Regions from separate parts of the Homo sapiens genome. Here region 1 is linked to region 2. A link is an interaction called in ENCODE POLR2A ChIA-PET data of the cell type or tissue named here. Cell type or tissue: Caco-2. All regions are shown on one strand. Links, peaks and the distances in the headings refer to the core of each region. The heading gives the core; the rest is flanking DNA.

Region 1 (10,116 bases), core at 4,889-7,388, 59 kb after region 2:
CAATGTCTGCTGAATAAATTAAGAGACCTCTTATGGGGCCAGGCAGAGTGGCTCACACCTGTAATCCCAGCACATTGGGAGGCCAAGACAGGAATACAAGACTAGCCTGGACAACATAAGGAGACCCCATCTCTACAAAAAAAATTTAAAAATTAGCTGGGCCTAGTGCTGCACACCTGTGGTCCTAGATGCTTAGGAAGCTGAGATGGGAAGATCACTTGAGCCCAGGAAAAAATTAATTAAGAAACCTCCCCTAGATGGGCTCTGATATGGTTTGGCTGTGTCTCCACCCAAATCTCAGCTTGAATTGTATCTCCCAGAATTCCCACATGCTGTGAGAGGGACCCTGGGGGAGGTAATTGAATCATGGAGGCCGATCTTTCCCATGCTATTCTCATGACAGTAAGTCTCATGAGATCTGATGGGTTTATCAGGGGTTTCTGCTTTTGCTTCTTCCTCATTTCTCTTGCCGCCGCCATGTAAGAAGTGCCTTTCACCTCCCACCATGATTAAGAGGCCTCCCCAGCCATGTGGAACTGTAAGTCCAATTAAAGCTCTTTTTCTTCCCAGTCTTGGGTATGTCTTTATCAGCAGCGTGAAAATGGACTAATATAGTAAATTGGTGCCAGGAGTGGGGCATTGCTGAAGAGATACCAAAAATGTGGAATTGACTTTGGAACTAAGGAACAGGCAGAAGTTGGAACAGTTTGAAGGGCTCAGAAGAAGACAAGAAAATGTGGGAAAATTTGGAACTTCCTAGAGACTTGTTCAATGGCTTTGCCCAAAATGCTAATAGTGATATGGACAATAAGGTCCAGGCTGAGGTGGTCTCAGATGGAGATAAGAAACTTGTTGGGAACTGGAGCAAAGAAGACTCTTGTTATGTTTTAACAAAGAGACTGGCAGCATTTTGCCCCTGCCCTACAGATTTGTGGAACTTTGAACTTGAGAGAGATGATTCAGAATATCTGGTGGAAGAAACTTCTAAGCAGCAAAGCATTCAGGAGGTAACTTGGGTGCTGTTAACCAGTTTTATAAGGGAAGCAGAGCATAAAAATTTGGAAAATTTGTAGCCTATGTGACAAAAAAGAAAAACCCATTTTTTGAGGGGAAATTCAAGCCAGCTGCAGAAATTTGCATAAGTAGCAAGGAGCCTAATGTTAATCCCCAAGACCACAGGCAAAATGTCTCCAGGCCCTGTTAGAGACCTTCACAGCAGCCCCTCCCATCACAGGCCCAGAGACCCAAGAGGAAAAAGTGGTTTTGTGGGCTGGGCCCAGGGTCCCCGTGCTGTGTGCAGCCTAGGGACTTGGTGCCCTGTGTCCCAGTTGCTCCAGCCATGGCTGAAAGGGGCCAACATAGAGCTTGGGTTGTGGCTTCAGAGAGTGCAAGCCCAAAGCCTTGGCAGCGTCCATGTGGTGCTGAGCCTGCGAGTGCACTGAAGACAAGAACTGAGGTTTGGGAACCTCCGCCTAGATTTCAGAAGATGTATGGAAACACCCGGATGCCCAGGCAAAAGTTTGCTGCAGGGGCGGAGCCCTCATGGAGAACCTCTGCTAGGGCGGTGCGGAAGGAAAATGTGGGGTGGGAGCCCCCACACAGAGTCCCTACTGGGGAACTGCCTAGCGGATCTGTGAGAAGTGGGCCACCATCTTCCAGATCCCAGAATGGTAGATCCACTGACAGCTTGCACCAATGCGCCTGGAAAAGCCACAGACACTCAACACCAGCCAGTGAAAGCAGCCGGGAGGGAGGTTGGACCCCGCAAAGCTACAGGGGTGGAGCTGCCCAAGACCACGGGAACCCACCTTTTGCATCAGCATGACCTGGATGTGAGACTTGGACTCAAAGGAGATGATTTTGGAGCTTCAAAATTTGACTGTCCTGCTGGATTTTGGACATGCATGGGACCTGTAACCCCTTTGATCTGGCCAATTTCTCCCATTTGGAATGGCCGTATTTACGAAATACCTGTACCTCCATTGTATCTAGGAAGTAACTAGCTTGCTTTTGATTTTACAGGCTCACAGGCAGAAGGGACTTGCCTTATCTCAGATGAGACTTTGGACTTCAGACTTTTGGGTTAATGCCTAAATGAATTAAGACTTTGGGGGACTGCTGGGAATGCATGACTGGTTTTGAAATGTGAAGACATGAGATTTGGAGGGGCCAGGGGCAGAATGACATGGTTTGGCTGCTGCCATGTTAGAAGTGCCTTAGCCTCCCACCATGATTCTGAGGCCTTCTCAGCCATGTGGAACTATTAAATCCAATTAAACCTCTTTTTCTTCCCAGTCTCAGGTATGTCTTTATCAGTAGTGTGAAAACAGACTAATACAGGCCCCAATCAAATGTATCTTGAAAGATATATACAATCTATTAAGATAAAAAAGATTATAAAATATGTGTAGTATAATCAATTCAATTTCAATTATATAGATGTAATTATCATATATATGTATTTAAAAAGGTCTACAAGATTATACATCAAGGTGTAACTATGGCTATTTCTGGATAAGGCTGTCTTTTTATTCCATACCAAAACAAATTTTTTTTAATAAGAAAAAAAAAAGTTAACCAAAAAAAGTCAGTTCTCAAAATCTGAGATGTGATCAGTGGTCAGAAATCTATGGTCCAAGAACCTAGGGTTAATTTCAGAAGAACATATTCTCTAGGTGGGAAATCTTAAAACATATTCTTTACATAGCCATAAAAAAGAACGAAATCATGTCCTTTGCAGCAACATGAATATAGCTGGAGGTCATTAGCCTAAGCAACTTAACACAGAAAACAGAAATACCACATGTTCTCACTTATACATGGGAACTAAACATTGGGTACACAAGGACACAAAGTAAGGAATAATAAACACTGGAGATCACAAAAGGGAGAGGGAGGGAGAAGGGCAAAGGTTGAGAAACTACCTATAGGTACTATGTTCACTGCTTAGGCCATGGGATCATTAGAAGCCCAAACCCCAGCATCACACAATATACCCGTGTAATAAACCTGCTGTTTTGTGAGTTACCAGGAAAGCAAATTTTTAAAAATTAAAAAATAAAAACCAAACCTGTACACGTACCCCCGAATCTAAAATAAAAATAATAAATTTTTAAAAGAACGTATTATTTAGGTGGGACACCTTCTTAGAAGTAATGTACCCTACACAGCGAATCAGAAACAGCTTACTGCTAAAATCAAAGAGGCTTCCTTTATATAACCAGGAAGGAGACTAAACTACCAAGCTAAAGTGTAACAAAAAAACAAAAGAGTAAAGCACAATAAAATAAAAATGGGGCTGGGCGCAGTGGCTCACGCCTGTAATCCCAACACCTTGGGAGGCCAAAGCAGGCAGATCACTTGAGATCAGGAGTTCGAGACCAGCCTGGCCAACATGGCAAAACCCCATCTCTACTAAAAATACAAAAAATTTTCCAGGCATGGTGGCTCATGCCTGTAGTCCCAGCTACTTGGGAGGCTGAGGCAGGAGAATTGCTTGAACCTGGGAAGCAGAGGTTGCAGTGAGCCGAGATCACACCACTGCACTGCAGCCTGGGTGACAGAGTGAGACTCCCTCTCAAAAAAACAAAACAAAACAAAAACAACAAAATAAAATAAAGATGGGTTTTAATGTAGTAAGTGCAGACTAATGGGTGGTAATCTCTATTACTTGTCTGGAAAACATGAATGTGCTGGTGTTGACCTAACACAAAGGAAAAAACCTAACAAGCATTAATATTTTACCGTCTTAAAAAATTATTTGGCCCTCCCCCTCCCCCTCCCCCTCTCCCTCTCCCCATGGTCTCCCTCTCCCTCTCTTGCCATGGTCTCCCTCTGATGCCGAGCCGAAGCTGGACTGTACTGCTGCCATCTCGGCTCACTGCAACCTCCCTGCCTGATTCTCCTGCCTCAGCCTGCCAAGTGCCTGCTATTGCAGGCGCGCGCCACCACGCCTGACTGGTTTTCGTATTTTTTTGGTGGAGACTGGGTTTCGCTGTGTTGGCCGGGCTGGTCTCCAGCTCCTAACCGCGAGTGATCCGCCAGCCTCGGCCTCCCGAGGTGCCGGGATTGCAGACGGAGTCTTGTTCACTCAGTGCTCAATGTTGCCCAGGCTGGAGTGCAGTGGCTTGATCTCGGCTCGCTACAACCTCCACCTCCCAGCCGCCTGCCTTGGCCTCCTAAAGTGCTGAGATTGCAGCCTCTGCCTGGCCGACACCCCGTCTGGGAAGTGAGGAGCGTCTCTGCCCGGCCGCCATCCCATCTAGGAAGTGAGGAGCGTCTCTGCCGGCCGCCCATCGTCTGAGATGTGGGGAGCGCCTCGGCCCCACCGCCCTGTCTGGGATGTGAGGAGCGCCTCTGCCCGGCCGCGACCCCGTCTGGGAGGTGAGGAGCCCCTCCGCCCGGCAGCCGCCCCGTCTGAGAAGTGAGGAGCCCCTCCGCCCGGCAGCCGCCCCGTCTGAGAAGTGAGGATCCCCTCCGCCCGGCAGCCGCCCCGTCTGGGAAGTGAGGAGCCCCTCCACCCGGCAGCCGCCCCGTCTGGGAAGTGAGGAGCGTCTCTGCCCAGCAGCCACTCGGTCCGGGAGGGAGGTGGGGGGTCAGCCCCCGCCCGGCCAGCTGCCCCATCCAGGAGGGAGGTGGGGGCCAGCCCCCGCCCAGCCAGCCGCCCCATCCGGGAGGGAGATGGGGGGTGCCTCCGCCCGGCCAGCCGCCCCGTCCGGGAGGTGGGGGGTGCCTCTGCCCGGCCGCCCCTTCTGGGAAGTGATGAGCCCCTCTGCCCGGCCACCACCCCGTCTAGGAGGTGTACCCAACAGCTCATTGAGAACGGGCCATGATGACGATGGCGGTTTTGTGGAACAGAGAAGGGGGAAAGGTGGGGAAGGGATAGAGAAATCGGATTGTTGTTGTGTCTGTGTAGAAAGAAGTAGACATGGGAGACTTCATTTTGTTCTGTACTAAGAAAAATTCTTCTGCCTTGGGATGCTGTTGATCTATGACCTTACCCCCAACCCTGTGCTCTCTGAAACATGTGCTGTGTCCACTCAGGGTTAAATGGATTAAGGGCGGTGCAAGATGTGCTTTGTTAAACAGATGCTTGAAGGCAGCATGCTTGTTAAGAGTCATCACCACTCCCTAATCTCAAGTACCCAGGGACACAAACACTGTGGAAGGCCGCAGGGCCCTCTGCCTAGGAAAACCAGAGACCTTTGTTCACTTGCTTATCTGCTGACCTTCCCTCCACTATTGTCCTATGACCCTGCCAAATCCCCCTCTGCGAGAAACACCCAAGAATGATCAATAAAAAAAAAAAAAATTAAAAAAAAATTATTTGAAGTGAAATATGAGTAATTCCTTAGCATTTATCACAATCTGGATGGAATTTCTCTTAAAGATCATGCAATTTCCTTGCTGATTCTATATGTACTAAACAACCATCTGATTGCTTTTGATTTCTTGATACTTGAGAAATTCAAAGACAAGAGTATGCTAACAAACAAATGAGTTTTATAGTCACTGAAACAGAATACCCTCAGTTATAAATTTATAAATTAATCTGCTGGCACAGGTCAGATGCACTTAAAGTCAGATAAGATGAGCTAGTCTATTCAAGACCTAATTAACTATCATTCAAAAGCTGCAGATTAGAGGATAAAGCACATACTTTAGGGACACTGAATAAATATTTGCAGAATGAATGAACAATGTGAGAGTTCCCTGTCTCTGTGTTAGTAAAAAAGTTTTACTCATGCCAATGAAAAAGTCAAAGAAAATGGACCTCATTTCAGGGAAACTTATTAAGTTGGTGTGAGGAACACACTAATAATCCCACAAAGGCTAATCTCTGACATCTGATTTCTTAAATACAAATACAAAGTACTCTTTTTCTTTTTTTTTTTTTTAATTGATCATTCTTGGGTGTTTCTCGCAGAGGGAGATTTGGCAGGGTCATAGGACAATAGTGGAGGGAAGGTCAGCAGATAAGTGAACAAAGGTCTCTGGTTTTCCTAGGCAGAGGACCCTGCGGCCTTCCGCAGTGTTTGTGTCCCTGGGTACTTGAAATTAGGGAGTGGCGATGACTCTTAACAAGCATGCTGCCTTCAAGCATCTGTTTAACAAAGCACATCTTGCACCGCCCTTAATCCATTTAACCCTGAGTGGACACAGCACATGTTTCAGAGAGCACAGGGTTGGGGGTAAGGTCACAGATCAACAGGATCCTAAGGCAGAAGAATTTTTCTTAGTACAGAACAAAATGAAAAGTCTCCCATGTCTACCTCTTTCTACACAGACACGGCAACCATCTGATTTCTCAATCTTTTCCTCACCTTTCCCCGCTTTCTATTCCACAAAACCGCCATTGTCATCATGGCCTGTTCCCAATGAGCTGTTGAGTACACCTCCCAGACGGGGTGGTGGCCGGGCAGAGGGGCTCCTCACTTCCCAGTAGGGGCGGCCGGGCAGAGGCGCCCCTCACCTCCCGGACGGGGCGGCTGGCCGGGCGGGGGGCTGACCCCCCCACCTCCCTCCCGGATGGGGCGGCTGGCCGGGCGGGGGGCTGACCCCCCCACCTCCCTCCCGGACGGGGCGGCTGTCCGGGCAGAGGGGCTCCTCACTTCCCAGTAGGGGCGGCCGGGCAGAGGCGCCCCTCACCTCCCGGACAGGGCGGCTGGCCGGGGGGGGGGGGGGGGGGGGGCTGACCCCCCCACCTCCCTCCCGGACGGGGCGGCTGTCCGGGCAGAGGGGCTCCTCACTTCCCAGTAGGGGCGGCCAGGCAGAGGCGCCCCTCACCTCCCGGACGGGGCGGCTGGCCGGGCGGGGGGCTGACCTGACCCCCCCACCTCCCTCCCGGTCGGGGTGGCTGGCCGGGCAGAGGGGCTCCTCACTTCCCAGTAGGGGTGGCCGGGCAGAGGCGCCCCTCACCTCCCGGACGGGGCGGCTGGCAGGGCAGGGGGCTGACCCCCCCACCTCCTTCCCGGACGGGGCGGCTGGCCCGGCAGAGGGGCTCCTCACTTCTCAGACGGGGCGGCTGCCGGGCGGAGGGGCTCCTCACCTCCCGGACGGGGTGGCTGCCGGGCGGAGACGCTCCTCACTTCCCAGACGGGGTGGCTGCCGGGCGGAGGGGCTCCTCACTTCTCAGACGGTGTGGCTGCCCGGCGGAGGAGCTTCTCACTTCTCAGACAGGGCAGTTGCCAGGCAGAGGGTCTCCTCACTTCTCAGACGGGGCGGCCGGGCAGAGACGCTCCTCACATCCCAGACGGGGTGGCAGGGCAGAGGCGCTCCCCACATCTCAGATGATGGGCGGCCGGGCAGAGACGCTCCTCACTTCCTAGATGGGATGGCGGCCGGGCAGAGACGCTCCTCACTTTCCAGACTGGGCAGCCAGGCAGAGAGGCTCCTCACATCCCAGACGATGGGCGGCCAGGCAGAGACGCTCCTCACTTCCCAGAAGGGGTGGTGGCCGGGCAGAGGCTGCAATCTCGGCACTTTGGGGGGCCAAGGCAGGCAGCTGGGAGGTGGAGGTTGTAGCGAGCCGAGATCACGCCACTGCACTCCAGCCTGGGCACCATTGAGCACTGAGTGAACGCAACTCCGTCTGCCATCCCGGCACCTCGGGAGGCCGAGGCTGGCGGATCACTCGCGGTTAGCAGCTGGAGACCAGCCCGGCCAACACAGCGAAACCCCGTCTCCACCATAAAAATACGAAAACCAGTCAGGCGTGGCGGCGCGCGCCCGCAATCGCAGGCACTCGGCAGGCTGAGGCAGGAGAATCAGGCAGGGAGGTTGCAGTGAGCCGAGATGGCAGCAGCACAGTCCAGCTTCGGCTCGGCATCAGAGACAGAGAGAGACCATGGCAAGAGAGGGAGAGGGAGACCGTGGGGAGAGGGAGAGGGAGAGGGAGAGGGAGCCATTGTTTCATCTTACCCCTGAGAAACAAAGGCCCAGCGAGGTCAGACGCTTGCCCTTGGCCTGGGCCACACAGTGAGTGAAGGTCAGAGCCTAGGCGGGAAACCACCTCTTTCACGGCAAAGCCTTTGTTCTGGCCTCACTCCTCCACTTTCACTCTTCTCCGCTCAGATCCTGCCCATCCCCTGGGCTCACAGGAGATGCCCCTTGGAGGCCTCCAGGCCAGCGCCCACCCCTGTGGCTGTGGCATCCTCTCCAATGGCAGGCACAGACCTGGACCCTGTTGGCGCCAGCCAAAGTACTCTTTTTCTTGAAATGAGGTCTTGCTCTGTCGCCCAGGCTGGAGTACAGTGGCGCAATCTCGGCTCACTGCAACCTCCACCTCCCAGGTTCAAGTGATTCTCCTGCCTCAGCTTCCTGAGTAGCTGCGATAACAGGCAACCGCCACCATGCCTGGTTAATTTTTGGATTTTTAGTAGAGATGGGATTTCATCATGTTGGCCAGGCTGATCTGGAACTCCTGACCTCAAGTGATCCACCTGCCTCGGCCTCCCAAAGTGCTGATTACAGGTGTGAGCCACCGCACCCGGCCATTAAATACAAAGTACTCTGTCTACAGTGAAACCCGTAGAATGAACAGGAATCTGAGATGCAGCCCATGGAAACCATAAGTGGAATGCCCATATGCTCCTTCTCAAAGCAAGAGGACAAAACTGTTATCAGGAAGAAGCCATGCTAAAATTCAATCAATTTTTAAAAATGTATAAAACATGAAATTGTACTTTCAAAACATACAGTGACATCATAATGACAATTACTGTAAAGTAACAACCATATGGAACAATCTAGGCAGGCCTGCTAGCTGGGTATAGTAATAGGCCCCAAAGATATACTGTGTTTATTTATACTTCTATGAAAGAAAAGAGAAAAGAAACTGAATTAAAAACTTTCAAGTTCTATTTACTGATATACTGGTGCCTTGGAAGGAAAGTTTCTGAGAAAATTAGGGAAATGCTTAAATCTTTGGTTAAAAAATAAGTGAGAAGGCTACTTAATTTTAAATTTTTGACTTATACTAAATAGTTATACTAAAATTTTTTAGTATAAGTAAACAGTTAAAAATCTCACCAAATACAAATACTTTGATTATTGCACTATCCTGGCTCCAATATTTAACTGCCTTTATACTCTTAGACAATTTACCTAAACTCTCTGTGCCTCAGTTTCTCCAGTAAAATGGAGATATTCACAATACCTTCTTCACATGGTTATAGTGAGGATTAAACAAATGAATACCTGTAAAGCATTTAGACTAGTTTCTGGCACATACTCTTAGCTATTATTACTATTAATTCATATGTTTTTTATACTTTTTAGAGACATAATTACAATTATCCACTTATTCAAAACAAACATGTTTAGTAGCCACTATAAAACCGATACTGCACTAGAAGCTGAGAATACAGAGATAAATAAAACACTACCCTATACTATCAACCACAGAAGTAACTGAAAAGACTGTAATAGATCTAGTTCCCAAAAAGATACCAGGTCCAGATGGAATTACAGGTAACTTGCATTAAACCTTTAAATAATAGGTAATTCCTGTGTTATGTAAACTATTTCCAAGCATAAGAATACAGCAAGTTTTCCCAGTTCCTTTTATGAAACTAATATAATCCTGACACCAAAACTTGATAAAGAGACTCATCCTCTTTTGAATAAATGTAAAAATCCTTAAAAAAAAAAAAAAAAAAGATAAGGAACAAATCAACTCCAATAATGTGTTAAGAGACTCCAGCCTGGGCAACCTAGTCTCTACCAAAAATTGAAAAATTAGCCAGGCGTGGTGGCACATGCTTGTAGTCCTACCTAGTTCATAGGCTGAAGTGGGAGGATTGCTTGAGCCCACCGAGTTTGAGGTTGTAGTGAAACATGATCTTGCTACTGCATTCTAGCCTGGGAAACAAAGTGAGACCCTGTTTCCCCAACCCCGACCCCTAAAAAAGAGGTTTTAGTGCTCCTTGACAAAGCAGCTTGAATAAAAACACTAGAAAACATTAGAAAACCTACTTGTTAATAAAATGCATTAACTGTTTAAGGGAGAAAAACTCTAAGGTCATTTTGATAGGACTGCAAAGGGCATGTGACAAAATCATTAGTCATTCTTAATTAAAAGCCCCTAATAAATTATGAATAAAATTAAACTTTCTT
Region 2 (10,116 bases), core at 4,326-6,825:
TCTCCTCTGAAAAGCAAAGCATATGGAAATTCAAATACTCAAGTATATTTACTTTAAATAATTAATATCAAAAATAGAAGGAGAAGCAAGATTCTAAAATATGTATTTGCCTAGTGTACTTTCCCATTGTGATAGTTACTGTTTGGTCTTAGCCAGGGATAAATTTCAAATATGAGAAATCAATGAAATCCATTCCATTGAGAATTATCTGGAGAAGAGTGATCCCAGACCCACTGAGTAGTTTTTATTTCTCATTTATGATCAAGAATGGAATCTACTTATCCCAAAGTTCATTTGGCCTGCTGATACTAAGTACCTTCCCTACCTCCAGCCACCATAAACAATACTTTGTCCTATATGGCAAGACTCTGGGCTGGAGTTCAAGGCCTTTCACAGTTTGATTGCTTATCTAAGAGTTCTATGAGTTGGGAGAGGGATAGAGCCAATATTGTGTGGAAACAGAGGCACCCACAGAGAGAGGACACCCTCATGCTGCTGATAGACAGCTCAACCGCCTTGAGTGCCAGCTGAGACAAGTGCTTTCCCCAAATCGACATTTTGTGACTTTTTGAACTTGCATTTCTACCCCCCCACTTTTTTTTTGGTATGTTTAAACTACTACAAGAGTCTTGCCTCGAGACAAACTTTCTAACCCTGGTTTTATTATACTACCATCTCAAAAATAATAATAATAATAATTCAAGAAAAAGAAGCTCGGCCGGGTGCAGTGGCTCACGCCTGTAATCCCAGCACTTTGGGAGGCCAAGGCAGGCGGATCACGAGGTCAGGAGATCGAGACCATCCTGGCTAACACAGTGAAACCCCATCTCTACTAAAAATACAAAAAATTAGCTGGGTGTGGTGGCGGACGCCTGTAGTCCAAGCTACTCGGGAGGCTGAGGTAGGGGAATGGTGTGAACCCAAGAGGCGGAGCTTGCAGTGAGCCAAGATCGTGCCACTGCACCCCAGCCTGGGCAACAGAGCAAGACTCCGTCTCAAAAAAAAAGAAGTTCAAGCTTCTTGCTCAGGCACTGAGGCTCAGCATAATCCAGCCCTACCTCAGGCCCCCAGCTCCTCAGCAAGCCCCAATTGGTCTATGCATGGTCACCCACACGAGCCTGCCCTTTGCTCATGCCCCATGAGCACTTACTCATAGTACGTGCTAAGTAAACATTTGTTCCAAGTGAACGAATTTAAGACCTACCATTTTCAAGGCTCAGTTCAAATTTTAGATTATATACGAATCCTTCCATGACCACCACAGTCTGAAGGTATCATTTCATCTTCTGAATTTCAGTTATCGCTCATGTACTTAACAAGTTCTATGTAATACCTACTGCGAGGCAGGTATCAGGGCTCAACCCAGAATAGCTACCGTCCTGCCCTGAAAGAGCCTGGAGTCCAGTGGGGAGAGTTATGAAGTTTAACTGCTGAACAACGTTGTGGGTGCTGGAATATTTAAATACAAAAGCTTTCTTATTGTTATATATATTTATTGAGCTCCCTACTAGGATTAGGAACCAGCCTAGGTACTTTTTATGGGTTCTGATTCAATCCTGATGGGCCATTTTACAAGGAAAAAGAAAAGAGACTCTGAAAAGTTAACTTGGTTTCCCCTGACTATTTGGATAAGCAGAGTCTGGATTCAAACCCAGTTGAGTCTGGATTCCTTCCACCATCTACCCTGCCTCCCAGGCCTGAGGTGTAGAATGTATTCTGGAAATACAAGTAGTCAGACTAGGAAGAGGAAGTCATCCCAGGCAGAAGGAACAGCAGGAGATGCATTCCCAGAATGGTGAATGGTTCAGAAAGATCAGAGCACAGTTATATGTTGAAAAAAAGAAGTAGGTTAGACTGTGAGCACTGGACTCAGTCCAGTAGACTATAGAGGAGCTTCAGGATCCATGTCGTGTGTCCCCAACAAGATAAGCTTTTTTTTTTTGGCCAGGAGGGATGGAATCTTGCTCTTGTGGTCCAGGCTAGAGTGCAGTGGTGCGATCTCGGCTCACTGCAACCTCTGCCACTTGGATTCAAGCAATTCTTCTGCCTCAGCCTCCTGAGAAGCTGGGATTGAAGGCACCCGCCACCACACCCGGCTACTTTTTGTATTTTTAGTAGAGATGGGGTTTCACTATGTTGGCCAGGCTGGTCTCAAACTCCTGACCTCAAGTGATCCACCCTCCTCAGCCTCCCAAAGTGCTGGGATTACAGGCGTGAGCCATCATGCCCAGCCAAGATAAGCTTTCTTAAGAGCAGGCACCACAGCCCCTTTCTGTATTCTCACACCATCAGGTATGTATTCAATACAACTGGTGGAAAGTCCACGGGCTTTTCTGGATCATTTAGTTTCATGTCCCCATTGGGACCCCATGGTTCTACGCAGCTTTATGAATGCTGACTATCTGTGCCTCCAACCAGGCTTGGCACCTCAGAAACCAGTGACCACCTCAGACCAAAAGCAAACCTTCTCTAGTTGCCACTAAGTGGGCTAGGGCTATCTTTTCTACTTTCCAAAACTCCTGCCATTCCCTGGGTTCCTTCATTTCCGGGGGTCATGTAATAGCAAAGCTGTCTGAAGATTATCTCAATAGCACTTAAGATGTGCTAGACACTATGTGCATTCATTTAACCCTCATAACTTCCGGAACTAGGTTCTAATATGCCCATTTGACTGACAAGGAAATAGAAGCTTAGAGAGCCTGATCTAGAGTGCAGGTTTCCAATCCCAGTGCTCATTTTCTTAATCACTTAGCCATGATACCCATCAGGCAAAGAGATTAAGGAAATCTGGGCAGTCCCTCATGAAGGACCAAAGAAAGAAGTTGCTGAGATCTTGAGGAAAACACGTCTAGCTCCAGCTTGCCACTCTCATTGCATCCCTATGCAACGAATGCAAGAATCATTTCACTAAGAAGTGACCAGAGAAACCCATTCCCATATGATTAGACCCTGGACTTCAGATGCCCTGAGAGAGGATTGGAGTCCTTCAACCTCCTTTCCTGAGGAACACCTCATCAAAGCCATCGCCATCTGCATCTATTCTTCTAGCTCCTTCCCTGCCACACTAATTCCATTTATGCAAATATGTTCTATGCCAGGTAGTGCTCAAGGGGCTGGTAATACAGCAAGTAACACAAATGACAAGATCCCTGCAGTCTTGAAGCTTAACATCTGGCAAAGGTGACAAGTAAAAGAGATGATTTTTTTTTTCTCGAGATGGAGTCTCACTTTGTCACCCAGGCTAGGGTGCAATGGCACAATCTTGGCTCACTGCAACCTCCACCTCCCAGGTTCAAGCAATTCTCCTGCCTCAGCCTCCCAAGTAGCTAATACTACAGACAGGCAGTACCACGCCCGGCTAATTTTTGTATTTTTAGTAGAGATGGGGTTTCACCATGTTGGCCAAGCTGGTCTTGAACTCCTGACCTCAGGTGATCCACCTGCCTCAGCCTCCCAAAGTGCTGGGATTACAGATGTGAGCCACTGCACCCAGCCCAAATGAGATGATTTCTGATGGTACACGCTGTGAATGATAGAGATACTGGTGGCATGGAGGTGGGAGGCTGATTTAGAAAGTCCTTCCTGGGAGGTGACATTTTAATTCATACCCCAATGACAAGGAGCTACCCTTCAAGGCTCCAGGATCTACCTTATACTTGGCCAACTGAAAAAGACATTAATGATGATCTGGTCTCAACTTCTTATTTGTAAGTGAGCAAACAGAGGCTCAATGAGATTAAAAGACTAGGACAAGGTTTCCCAAGTGACTGCAATTTGTTTCTTCTTACTATTCTACAGAGACTTTCGATATACACATTTGAAATCTAGGCATCTTACATCGTGTTTTTAACATATTCATGGTTTTTTGTTTTTTAGACAGGATCTCAGTCTGTCACCCAGGCTGGAGTGCAGTGATGCAATCACGGCTCACTGTAGCCTCGACCCCCTGGGCTCAAGCAACCCTTCCATTTCAGCCTCCCAAGTAGCTGACACCACAGACACATGCCACCATGCAGGATTAATTTATTATTATTTTTTGTAGAGACGGGGGTCTCACTTCATTGCCCAGGCTGGTCTCGAACTCCTGGCCTCAAGTGATCCTCCCGCTTGGGCATCCCAAAGTGCTGGGATTACAGGCATGAGCCACCATGCAGGACCACACATTTGTACTTATAATTTTATTTTCAGTACACTCTTGGGGAAAAGATGACAGACCTTCACTTGATCAATAATGAAATTGAGGCTCCAGTTGGCTAAGTAGTTTGTCTAATGGCCTGTCACTAGCAACTGAATCAAAACTCTGATGATTTGTATTCCAGTCCTATGTTCTTTCCCCTGGGGGAGAAGTAGCTGCCTAGCCAGTGGTCTATGAATATAAGACATCATTACCAGCAACTTCACACCCTATGGTGCAGAGAACATACAAAAGTCAAAGATAAGCACAAGTTACTATCATAACACAGAAATTCAAAGACCCTGAGTAATTTGCTGCAGACTTCAGATGACTGGACAATCATGGCCTGAGGCAGTCCCTGCTACCCCCTCTTGCCTTCTAGATACAAGACTGAAAGCTGCCCTGGTGACACATTGCAGAGATTTTAGTAAATAAAGAAGAATGTGTTTCTCAGAGCCAACGCCCAAATCTTCATAGCTGGACCCAACCCAGACCAGGAGTCTTCATAGCGAGTGAACCCTTAGGTAAGTGTCATACTTAAGTCTCATGAGTCTTCTGCTTAAGAAATAAACTACTAGTGGTTCCCAAACCTACCTGCACTGATCAGAATGATTCTGGGAGAGTTTTCAAATAAAGATCTTTCAATTCACACAAGGCCTGGAGACTTAGAAATGCCAAAGGTGAGAGCCTGGGGAATGTATGTTTTAAAATTCAGCCAGCCTGGAAATCCACTGGTTTTTCTCATGTCTTAGTGCTGCAGTGTGATACAGAGAGGAAAGATGCCTGCTTTTATTATCTAGTGGGCAAGCTAAGTTAGGCTGCATCCTTTAAAGGCTGCTTCCAGAAGAGTCTTCTCTGCTACCCAAGGCCCCTGTATCAGTAGGAAGGTCCCGGGCATATCCGCCTGGTTACCTGTGAAGTCAGTTGTCTCACTCCCTTTGGCTGCACATCAAACCCCCACACAACCCCGGGAAGGCTTTTTCTGAGGTCGGTTTACCAATTTCTTTGTGAAGCAGACCCTAGCCTACAAAGGTGAGGGGCATCTCCAGCAGAAAGAATCTCAGAGCGTGGATCATCTCTCACCCCCAACCACCGCCAAAGGGGCCTGGCTGCCTCCCCATGGGACTCTTCTCTGCCCTAGACAGCCAGCTACTGGCTTGGAAAAAGAAAAAGGGAAAAGGAAAAGAAAGAAGGTAGTTCAGGCCCCGGTGGCCAGCACCCTCAAGGAGGACACGAGCAGTTCTTACCTGGAGATGGAAGAGGAGCTGCTCTGTTCGTTCACTCAGGAATTCTGTCTCTGCAGGTGAGCATTAAGCTTGCAACTCACTGGACTTTGAACAAAGATTGATTTAAAAGCTAATGTATTTAACAGGGACATGTGGTCTGAATTCAAGTGACCTCTGTCCTGCTTCCTGCCAGCTGGCTGGGCCCTGAGCTGGAAAATCTGACAAACCTCAGCAAACCAAAAGCTCTGGCCCACCTGCCTGGCCCTGCGGGGAGGCCGCTGCTCGCCAGCCACTCCCAGAGAACAAGGAGGGGAGAGGGGGTGAAGGACAGCCAGGGAGGAGGTGCCTCCGCTTTCCTTGGTACTCTCCCTTTGGCAGATACCTTGGTTACACCCAACCAACCCCCAATCCTGTTAGGATCCTCCAGTCCCCCATCCTGGGGTCAGGGCCGAGGCTCATACAGGAGTATCCTCAATCACTGAGGCCTCCCCAAGGAGCAGTAGCCTATAAAACTCCCACCCACGAGGCCAGTAAGCCCCAGGAAATGGGGCCAAGCACTCAGGGCACCCATCCTGCTTCCCTCTGCCCTGGATTCTCACTTGTGTGCTCCCTAGGAGTTTAGCAAGCAAAGCCCTAGAGCAAGCAAAGCCCTTGTTCTTGTGTCCCAGGCTTCCTTCTTCTTATCCACTCTCTCCCCTCTCTTTTTTTCTTCTCTTTCTCACCTGATGGTGCTCTTTCTATTCTCCAGCCTAGCGATAATTGTCTTCCCCTTCACACACTCAGAGCCTCTCGGGCAAGCCCAGCAGGGTAGGTGGAAGGCATTTTTACAAACCCCTCCATCCTGCTGCCTTGCTGCCCGAGCAGTAGGCTGGTGCCCGTGTGCTCAGCCGCTAGCCCTAGCCATGATCAGCAGCTGATCCCTATCAGCAGCACCCACACAGACAATTCTATCACTGGCCTTCTCACTGACCTGAATCCTCAGCCCACAATGCAAATCAGGGCAAGAGATTGCTCCCGGCACTGAGGCAAAGCAAACCACAGGCCGAGGACTGGGTGACCTCACCCCTCTTCCACCCACACTGGAAGAGCCATTTGTCTTTGCTGGGCCTTGGCTTGGCCCCCAACAAAGACATGACCTGAGCCCATGGATAAACGGTTTAAAATGACATTGAGCAGCTTCCTCATACCAGCTTATCTTCCTCCACCTCGGGGCTAAGCCCTCCTGGCCTCCTCTATATCTTTCAAAGCAGAAGGTAGAATGGGAAAATCTGGATTTAGGATCAGAACACCTGAGTTCATCGCAATCCCAGCAATTTGTGAGGCCAAAGCGGGCAGATTGCCTGAGCTCAAGAGTTCGAAACCAGCCTGGGCCACATGGCAAAACCTTGTCTCTACAAAAGGTACAAAAAGCCAGGCATGGTGGTGCATGCCTGTAGTCCCAGCTACTCTGGAGGCTGAGGTGGGAGGATCACTTGATTGAGAGGCAGAGGTTGCAGTGAGCCGTGATCATGCCACTGCACTCCAGCCTCAATGACAGAGCGAGACCCTGTCTCCAAAAAAAAAACAACAAAACAAAAAAGAAAGAAAGAACACCTGAGTTCAATTCTGACGCCACCATTTCCCATTTCCCAGGTGTTTGATCCAGAGTAATTCATTTTTAACTCTCTGGGTCTCACCTTCATCATGTATAAATAGTTGTTATTGTATGGTTTTTAGAAATTTTTAAAAATTGCTGTTGTTGTTGTTGTTGTTTGAGATGGAGTCTCACTCTGTTACAGCCCAGGCTGAAATGCAGTGGTGCAATCTCAGCTCACTGCAACATCCGCTTCCTGAGTTCAAGTGATTCTCCTGCCTCAGCCTCCCGAGTGGCTGGGATTACAAGTGCCCGCCACCATGCCTGGCTAATTTTTTGTATTTTCAGTAGAGACAGGGTTTCACCATGTTGGCCAGGCTGGTCTCGAACTCCTGACCTCAAGTGATCCTCCCGCCTTGGCCTCCCAAAGTACTGGGATTACAGGCCTGGTGTATTCCTTTTGTCTCTGGTTTATTTCATTCAATATGATGTTTGTGAGGTTCACTCACGTTGCTGTGAGTAGCTGTAGTTCATTCATTTTCATACTAGGATTCCATTTACATGATGTCCAAATATAGGGCAGAACTTTGGGGGATTCCTGCTTAGGTGGTAACACACGACCCTAACTTCTGGTATGCTGGCAATATTCTAGTTCTTGAGCTAAGTGAAGGTTACACAGGTGTTTAAGATTAATTACCGAGCTATGCATTTTTGTTTCATGCACTTATTCTGTATAAATAATAATTAAATTATATTGAAATTTTAAACATTACAATATGTGTATAGCATACTGGAGTAAGAAGAAGCTCTTCCAGTGACCTGCCTGAGGATTTCAGCTGTGCTCAGCTCTGCATGATCTATTCAAAAATGAAAGGGATCAATATCTTGGCATGCCAATAACCTACATGTGGCACACCTGAGCAATCTGGTCAGGAAGCTTTGATCTCTCCAATTTTTAAAAATTGGCTGGGCACGGTAGCTCATGCCTATAATCTCAGCACTTTGGGAGGTTGAGGCGGGAGGAATGCTTGAGTCCAGGAGTTTGAGACCAGCCTGGGCAACATGGTGAAACCCCATCTCTACAGAAAATACAAAAATTAGCTGGGTGTGGTGGTGTGCACCTGTAGTCCCAGCTACTCAGGAGACTGAGGCAGGAGGATTGATTGAGCCTGTGAGGTCAAGGCTGCAGTGAGTCACGATCATGCCACTGCACGCCAGCCTGGGCTACAGAGCGAGACCCTGTCTCAAAAAAAAAAAAAATTAAATTGTGGTAAAATATTCATAACAAAAAAATTATCATTTTAATCATTTTGATTATACAATTCAGTGGCATTAAGTACTTTCACACTATTGGGCAACCATCACCACCATCCATCTCCAGAACTTTTTCATCTTCCCAAAGTGAAACTGTGTAGCCGTTAAACACGATTTTCTATTCCTTCCTCCCCAGCCCCTGGCAACTACCTTTCTACTTTGTTTCTACAAATTTGACTACTCTAAGCACCTTCTATGTGTGGAATCATATGCTATTTGTCCTTTTGTGACTGGCTTATTTCACTTAGCAAATGTCTTCAAAGTTCATTCATGTTGTAGCACATGTCAGAATTTCCTTCCTTTTGAAGGGTGAATAATATTCCACTGTGTACATACATCACATTTTATTTATTCGTCCATCAAGGAATGGATTGCTACCACCTTTAGGCTGCAGTCAATAATGCTGCCATGAAAATGGATGTACAAATATTTGTTCAAGTCCCTGTTTTCAAATCTTTTGGGTATTTGCCCAGAAAAGGAATTGCTGGATCATACATTTAATTTTTTAAGGAACCACCATACACCATACTGTTTTCCACGGTGGCTGCACCATTTTGCTTTCTCACCAGCAACATAGAAAGGTTCCAATTTCACCACATTCCCATGAACACTTGTTCTTTTCTGTTTTTTGTTTGTTTGTTTTTTAATTGATGGCCATTTTAATGGGTTTGAGGTGACATCTCATTGTGGTTTTGATTTGCATTTCCTTAATGATTCATGATGTTGGGCATCTTTTCACGTGCTTACTGGCCATTTGTATCTTCTTTAGATAAATGTCTATTCAATTTGCTTGCCCATTTTTAAAATCAAGTTGTTTTTGTTGTTATTGAATTGTATCATCTCAATTTTTCTTTATTATAAAACAAAGACTCAGAGAGGTGAAGTGACTTAGCCAAAGCCCCCTCAGGCAGAAACATGGCTAAAAACTCTGTGCTTTTGCTTTTGTGGCCAATGCCCTTTCTACTATACCAGTCTGCCTGGCTCAGTGGGTATCCTCACATTTTTCCTCCAACTTCAGGTCTGATTGTCCTAGTATGCATGTCCTACTACCTTGTCTTTTTAGTAGCTCATTAACTTACTCTGAGCCTGGAATTTTAAGCTCCAGTGGTTTTCTCTCCCTGTCTAGAGTCAATATTTATGACAGTCTCCCTTTCCACTCTCTCTGTTACTCTGGCCTCATCCCACCTTAAGAGGCGACTGTGTACTCTGCATACCTTTGGAGGAATTTATTAGGCCAGAGTCCAGATGCAAGACTGAGATAAATGTTCTATAGCAGTGTGGGTGACAGGCTGGAGACGGGGCAATGCCACTTGGCTGCAGCACACACTGTGGCCCCACATGACTGCTGACTGGAACTTTCTAGTTCTTTTCAGTAACCAAGTGTCAGGACAGGGGAGGCCTGAGGATCCTTGGAGAGCTATGAATTATTAACACTTGCAAGCTGGCTGCCAAGGATATCCGAGTAGTAATTCACTCGTTCTTCCTTTTCCCAGATGAGGGGTCAGAATACACAATCCTTTTCCACCATAAGAAAAAGGCACAGAACAAGAACATGCCATGTTCTGGGTTCCTGCATGTACCAAGGTCTGGTCTTGGCACTCTTGGAGTGTTGGTTAAAAGGGTATTTGGTTGCCCCTTTCTGAGAGATACAGAAACAATCAGTGGTTCTTGGGCAGTTTGGATTCTGCCTTAAAAAGCCAGACCCTCAAGGGCCCCCAAAGGTCCAGAATGGGGAACAGGAGAAGAGCAAGGAAAGTGTCAGGTATATCAAGGCTACAGCCTCAGCCTGACCTCATCCCTCTGGGGACCATCCCATGCAGAGGTAAAGG

Evidence for each region. ChIA-PET counts read pairs that join two places held together with the same protein. Peaks named below come from ENCODE experiments on the same cell type or tissue, not always from the same donor. Only the 100,000 strongest peaks of a DNase experiment are listed, where the experiment ranks them.
Region 1: POLR2A ChIA-PET joins it to region 2 with 5 read pairs; 4 of 35 experiments call an interaction of 5 or more read pairs at or near these places.

Annotation. Positions count from the first base shown.
Region 1 is chr1:145,760,120-145,770,235 of GRCh38, forward strand. All of the region lies in intron 4 of RNF115 (ring finger protein 115), which reads right to left. Among named protein-coding and RNA genes, the nearest start is that of CD160, 46 kb to the left of the region's middle. In Caco-2, for the core only: no CTCF peak of the experiment used is centred there; DNase peaks (open chromatin) are centred at 5,229 and 6,062.
Region 2 is chr1:145,701,896-145,712,011 of GRCh38, forward strand. It overlaps PDZK1 (PDZ domain containing 1), which reads right to left and starts at 5,473. Exons shown (of 9, transcript NM_001201325.2): 1 at 5,422-5,473. RefSeq lists an enhancer at 4,521-5,720. In Caco-2, for the core only: no CTCF peak of the experiment used is centred there; DNase peaks (open chromatin) are centred at 4,586, 5,656 and 6,436; H3K4me3 peaks cover 1,970 bases.